Regions from separate parts of the Homo sapiens genome. Here region 2 is linked to region 1. A link is an interaction called in ENCODE POLR2A ChIA-PET data of the cell type or tissue named here. Cell type or tissue: GM12878. All regions are shown on one strand. Each heading gives the region's core, and the rest is flanking DNA. Links, peaks and the distances in the headings are about the cores only. Region 1 overlaps DUSP15 (dual specificity phosphatase 15). Region 2 overlaps BCL2L1 (BCL2 like 1).

Region 1 (2,903 bases), core at 1-2,500:
CGGACCGCCGCCCCCGGGATCATGGGCAATGGCATGACCAAGGTAGGGGGCGGGCCCCGCGCAGCCTCCCCGGTCCCCGCCCCGGCCGCCGCGGCCCGGCGCTGACCAGCTCGGTCCGCCCGCCTCTGACCTTCTGTTCTCGCCGGTCTCCGTGCGGCGGCATCTCCGTGTCCCTGTGACTCGAGACCGCGGCTGTCGGGTCTCCCCCTCTCTGACCCTGCGTCTCTGTCCCCGCTGTGTCCGCCCTCTCTCCGTGACTCTGTGTGTCTCTCGCTGTCTTGCTGTGGCTGTCACTCCCAGGCTGTCTCCCAGTGAGTCCTGCTCTCCGTCTGCATGTGTCCCTCTCCCTTGTCGCTGACTCCTCGGCTCTCTCCGGGGCTGTTTCTCCATCCTGTCCCGCCTCTGCCTGTCATTGCCTTTCTGCCTCCCCAGCCCCAGAATTTCCATCCCTGCACCCTGCAAGTCTACCTCTCTCCTCTCCTCTCCTCCTAAGACCTGCCTTCCTCCTCTCCCCTCTCATACCCAAGCTGGCCTCCCTTGGTTCCCTCGGTTGGTTAACTGGCCCCCTAGCCTACCCTCCCCAGAGCCCCAGACCCCTCTCACAGAGGACTCAGGGCCCACAAAAGGGAAGAGAGTGCTCCCTGAGCCCTGAGGTCCATACCCTTCATGGGACAGAGAGGGGCTGTGGGCCCCCCAGCTGCCCTGGGGGTGGAAGGGGGTGCAGCCCCTGCCCCACTGACCCTTGCCTGTCCTTCCTCTAGGTACTTCCTGGACTCTACCTCGGAAACTTCATTGGTGAGCACTGCCCACTCTGTCCCGAGGCCATGGCACTCTGCCTGTCTCAGGCCTGTGTCCACCATTCATGCCCTGGCCCATGCATCTCAGGAATGGGGTTGGGGGCAGGGAAGCGGCCCCAGGCTGGGAGGGGGAAAAGGCTGATGGAGGACAAGGGGTGCACATGCAGGCGAGTGTCCCCAGGCTTGAAGGGACATGGAGGGAGCATGGGGGCCTGACACTGACATCCCTCCCCGCCATTCAGCCTTCCCCAGTGTTCTACCACCAGACCAAAGGGCCAGAGCAAAGGGCTCGGGGCCTGGGCTGTGGACCTGAGCAAGTCTACACCTGCGCTAAGCCTCAGCCTCCTCCTCAGCACAAAAGGTCCACCAGCTGCTGAGCACTCTTCTGGCCCTGAGGTTCTGGGTTGAGGTCTGTTTGCGGGTGCTGCTTCTAGCGGGGAAGCTGGGAACTCTTCCCCCCATAACTTCCTCCTTGTCAGAGGAGAGGTCCCTGGAGATGGGCTGGGCCTTCTTGTGAGCAGGGTCATGAGCACCAACACTGTCGCACCCCAGAGCCCTGGAGCAGCTGGGCAGCCTAGAGCTGGAAGTTGGGGGGGCGGTGAGCCGGCAAGCTTTGCATTCCCCACTCTCTCATCCATTCCTTCCACAATCTTCAGTCAGGAGGAGGGGACACCCATGTATAGATACCTTGTTCTTCAGGGGCTTCCAGGCTGGTGGCAGGCAGGCAGAGCTGAACATAGACCTTGGGTAGAAAACATGCTGGGTAGAAACCATGCTAAGGGGGCTGGGCGCAGTGGCTCACGCCTTTAATCCCAGCACTTTGGGAGGCGGAGGCGGGCAGACCACCTGAGGTCAGGAGTTCGAGACCAGCCTGGCCAACATAGTGAAACCCCGTCTCTACTAAAAATACAAAAATCAGCCAGGCACGATGGCAGGCGCCTGTAATCCCAGCTACTTGGGAGGCTGAGGCAGGAGAATCACTTGAACCCGGGAGGCGGGGGTTGCAGTCAGCCGAGATCGTGCCACTGCACTCCAGTCTGGGCAACAGAGCGAGACTCTGTCTCAAAAAAAAAAAAAAAAAAAAAGAGAAAGAAAAAAGAAAAGAAAACATGCTAAGGGGCAGACTGATCCAGGGCTTGGGTGACTCAAAGTGGGAAAATCATTTCCATCTGCAGAGTCAGAAAAAGCTTTAGAGAGGGAGGGGCTCAGGTGCTTCACCCTTGTAAATCCTGGTCCCTTCCTTCCTGGGAGCTCCCTCAGCCGCTCATGCCACCTTGATTTCTGTGAGTATTTGGCCAAGTAAGGTCTGAACCCTCTGTAAGTGTGCAGGCCCCATAAGGGCAGGAGCCACGAAGCTGGCCCCAGACCTCCAGTGCCCAGCCAAAGTATACACATGGTTAGCACTCGGTAAATGCTCATCGAATGAGGAAGTGGAGATAGAGGGGACATGTGTTATTCATTCTGAATATAAAAGATCTGCATATGCTGGGTATGCAGCCCCTAGAGAGGGCCACTGTTGGGTACATCCTTGTTCATATATCTTTGTAGATAAGGACATAGTATTTAAAACAAAAGTGGAAGCTTATTCTGTATCCTTAAAAATACATTGTGGGCATCAGCCGGGCACGATGGCTCACGCCTGTAATCCCAGCACTTTGGGAGGCCAAGGCGGGCGGATCACGAGGTCAGGAGATCGAGACCATCCTGGCTAACACGGTGAAACCCCGTCTCTACTAAAAATGCAAAAAAATTAGCCGGGTGTGGTGGCGGGAGCCTGTAGTCCCAGCTACTCCGGAGGCTGAGGCAGGAGAATGGCGTGAACCCGGGAGGCAGAGCTTGTGGTCAGCCGAGATCGCGCCACTGGACTCCAGCCTGGGAGAGAGAGCAAGACTCCGTCTCAAAAAAAAAAAAAAAAAAAAAAAAAAAAAAACATTGTGGGCATCATTGCACATCAGCATATAGAACTCTTTTTAATGGCGGCACACTGTGCCAAAGTATGCCTACACCATTAATCATCCAGTCCCTTTTTAATGAACACCAGGTTGTTCCCATGTTTAAACTATTTGTGATATAAGCAGGACTGCAGAGAACATCATCCTCCACACA
Region 2 (2,903 bases), core at 169-2,668, 180 kb after region 1:
GCCACCAGACTCGGCCAGTGTAGTATTTTTAATCTTCACAATAATCCTTCTTGGGAAACATGTTATTGTCCTCATTGTCCAGATTAGAAAACTGAGTGTAAAGTAAGTTAAATTATAGTCCTAAGGTTGAATGCTAATAAAGACAGAATACAAGTCCAATATATTGGACTCAAAAGCCCTCACTTAACTATGGTCTCCATGGGCTTCCCTTGGCTCTCTCTGCCTTTTTTTATTTTTTCTTATTGCTTGAGGCCCTTTCTGGAAGGTAAGTCTGGATTATCTACTTCACACTGTTTTAGAGAAGACTTGTGGTTTCCATTTACCCCTTACTCCCTCCGCTCCATGGCCTTTCAGGGAGAACACTGTGGGTATCATGCTGGGTGGCCTGGAGGGTCCAAGTAACAGGAATCTAGAAGGATGGACCAGATGTGAACAAAAGAAAGCCTGAGTAGGACACAAAACAGAGAAGTGGGGCTGTAACATCTCTAAGATATTACAGCTTGCTACTTCCACTCTCTTTGCAAATGTGGTGAAACCCAGGCTGGAGTCATAAAATAATAGCATAGGATCATTAACTAAAGTTTGTCTAGTGCTTCCTTGTGTTCACACATTATCTCATTGAACCTCTGACGATGCTAGGAGGAGGTAAATAGGGTTTTCCTCTTACCTTGGGTGAACTGAGGTCTTCTGACTAAGTCTCAGGTCCTTTCTACCATTTGTGCTGCATCCACATCTCTACTGGGAAGAACACAGGCTCTGCAGTCAGACACACCTGGGTTTGAACCACCTCCATTTTGTGTGTGTTGGATCTTGAGCAAGTGAATTCACCTTTGTGACCATCCATGTCTTCATAAAATAAGAATTTTAAACACACATGAGGGCCTGGCATATACAAAACATTGAATAAATAGCAGTGATCTTTTTATTGACATCAGAAGGGGGTTGGGGACCCAGAGGCTATTTGGGCTCCTATGGCATAGCTCTTGGAACGTGTTAATTTTCAAGGACAGGGGTTTGCAAGTCAGAGCAATGTCAAGTAAAGAACAGGTTCTTTGGGAGGCCAGGATATGCTAATGGGTGAACAATGTAAGGGAGGCATAATAATAATGCCAAAGGCCTCCTAGAGTACCTGTTCACTGCACTTTTGGGTCTTTGGTTTATATATGAAGAAAATGAGGTGCCCCCAGAGGGGAAGTGGGTTGCCATTGTTACACAGTAAGTTAATAAATGGCATTGCTGAGATTAGAACTCAGTCTTTTGTCTGCCAAGAAAGCTTACTTTTCCCTTACACTCCACTGCTCCCTTGAGGGGAAAAAAAAAGGGCCCGGAGATAGGATCTTAGTGCTTTGGAACTGGAGAGAAAGCCTTAGAGATCATCTGATCCATCCTCCACACTTTTCAGATGAGAAAAGTGAGGCCCGTGGTGCTTAATTGACAGGACCATAGCCAAATAGAGCCACCACAAAGCAGGAGTAAGCTCACGTTTCTTGAACCTGACCATGTGGAACTTTCAAATTGCCTTTTTTCTGTGCGGAACTAGAGCCTCACTGAAAATACCAGTGGTTTACAATAAGAACAGCTGTTTAGTTTGGGGAACATTTTTCCAAATAGAATCTTCTTTTTCTCTCTTTCTCAATTCTTTTTTTTTTTTTGAGATGGAGTCTTGCTCTGTCACTCAGGCTGGAGTGCAGTGGCACGATCTCAGCTCACTGCAAGCTCCGCCTCCTGGGTTCACGCCATTCTCCTGCCTAAGCCTCCCGAGTAGGTGGGACTACAGACACCCGCCACCACGCCTGGCTAATTTTTTGTATTTTTAGTAGACGGGGTTTCACCGTGTTAGCCAGGATGGTCTTGATCTCCTGACTTCGTGATCCACCCACCTCGGCTTCCCAAAGTGCTGGGATTACAGGCGTGAGCCACCACGCCTGGCTGTCTTTCTCAATTCTTAATAAAAATATACTAGAAGAAGAAAAAGCTTTAATGGAGGACCTTGGTAGAAAGCAGGTAAAAATTATATAGAGTCTCTAAAATCTAGGGAGGTCCCCAGAGCCAGTAAATTTAGAGGCCAGCCTTCTCGCCTATCCCAGCAAGCTTATCACTTGTCTTGCCCTATTCACAACAGGCCTTCAGAAGGCCCAGCCTTCCCTTGGCAGCTGCATGTGGTGAACACCAACGGAAATCCCTGGTATTTTTCTTTGTATGCAACCAACCGTGGAGATGTAGGTCAGGCATTGCTGGCTTGGCAGTTACAACATCTCTAGCTTCACCCCTGCACCTGTAGCCGTGTTCACTAAGCCCCTCAAAGATGGGAAATGGATGGTCCCTTCTTAATAGGGTTTGGATCCCCGAGGGCTCATATGGGTGGAGTGGGTTTGGGAGGAGACAGACCATCCGGAATGTGGAGATGAGAAGGGTAGATCTGGCTCTTCCCTCCTTAATGTCTGATGTCTGGTGTTACTATAGCTGGATTGGTGGTGCTTCTGCTCAGCTCACCTTAGAGTAATCATCACTGACGGAGGAGACTGGGGAGGTCCCATCCTTCCCCTGGGCTCAGCTGGGTCCCCAGACCTACACCTGAACCCCACGCCTGTCTGGTGTTTACGGATTGAAGCTGCCACCCTTTGGGACCTATCCTGTTTTCATTTCTGCTCTCAGCTCTCTGGTCTCTGTGGACCTCACTTACAGGTTTGTACGTGCCTGTCACCCACGGTGCAGCCCCATGAGGCTCTCCCAGCCTGGCACACTCATGCCTCTTTGGCCTTTGTTCTCTTCAGGAAAACTGCTAGCTCTATGCCTTGCTAGGGAGGGCTTTTCTGGCCCCTCAGATAGGTTCTTTTGGTCCAACCTAGCTATACCTTTCCTGAGATTCAGTCTCTTTGTCCACACCCTGGGGGACAGGGCTG

The links. ChIA-PET counts read pairs that join two places held together with the same protein. Peaks named below come from ENCODE experiments on the same cell type or tissue, not always from the same donor. Only the 100,000 strongest peaks of a DNase experiment are listed, where the experiment ranks them.
Region 2: POLR2A ChIA-PET joins it to region 1 with 11 read pairs; 1 of 35 experiments calls an interaction of 5 or more read pairs at or near these places.

What each region holds. Positions count from the first base shown.
Region 1 is chr20:31,867,456-31,870,358 of GRCh38, reverse strand. DUSP15 (dual specificity phosphatase 15) reads left to right here. Exons shown (of 7, transcript NM_080611.5): 1 at 1-42; 2 at 762-795. The coding sequence starts at 22. Among named protein-coding and RNA genes, the nearest start is that of DUSP15, 1.6 kb to the left of the region's middle. RefSeq lists a silencer at 1-185. In GM12878, for the core only: no CTCF peak of the experiment used is centred there; no DNase peak of the experiment used is centred there; H3K4me3 peaks cover 327 bases; H3K27me3 peaks cover 259 bases.
Region 2 is chr20:31,684,149-31,687,051 of GRCh38, reverse strand. The region is part of intron 2 of BCL2L1 (BCL2 like 1); the gene reads left to right. It overlaps BCL2L1-AS1 (BCL2L1 antisense RNA 1), which reads right to left. Exons shown (of 4, transcript NR_187576.1): 3 at 668-846. Among named protein-coding and RNA genes, the nearest start is that of BCL2L1-AS1, 10 kb to the right of the region's middle. In GM12878, for the core only: no CTCF peak of the experiment used is centred there; DNase peaks (open chromatin) are centred at 1,506 and 2,198; H3K4me3 peaks cover 1,098 bases; H3K27ac peaks cover 1,920 bases.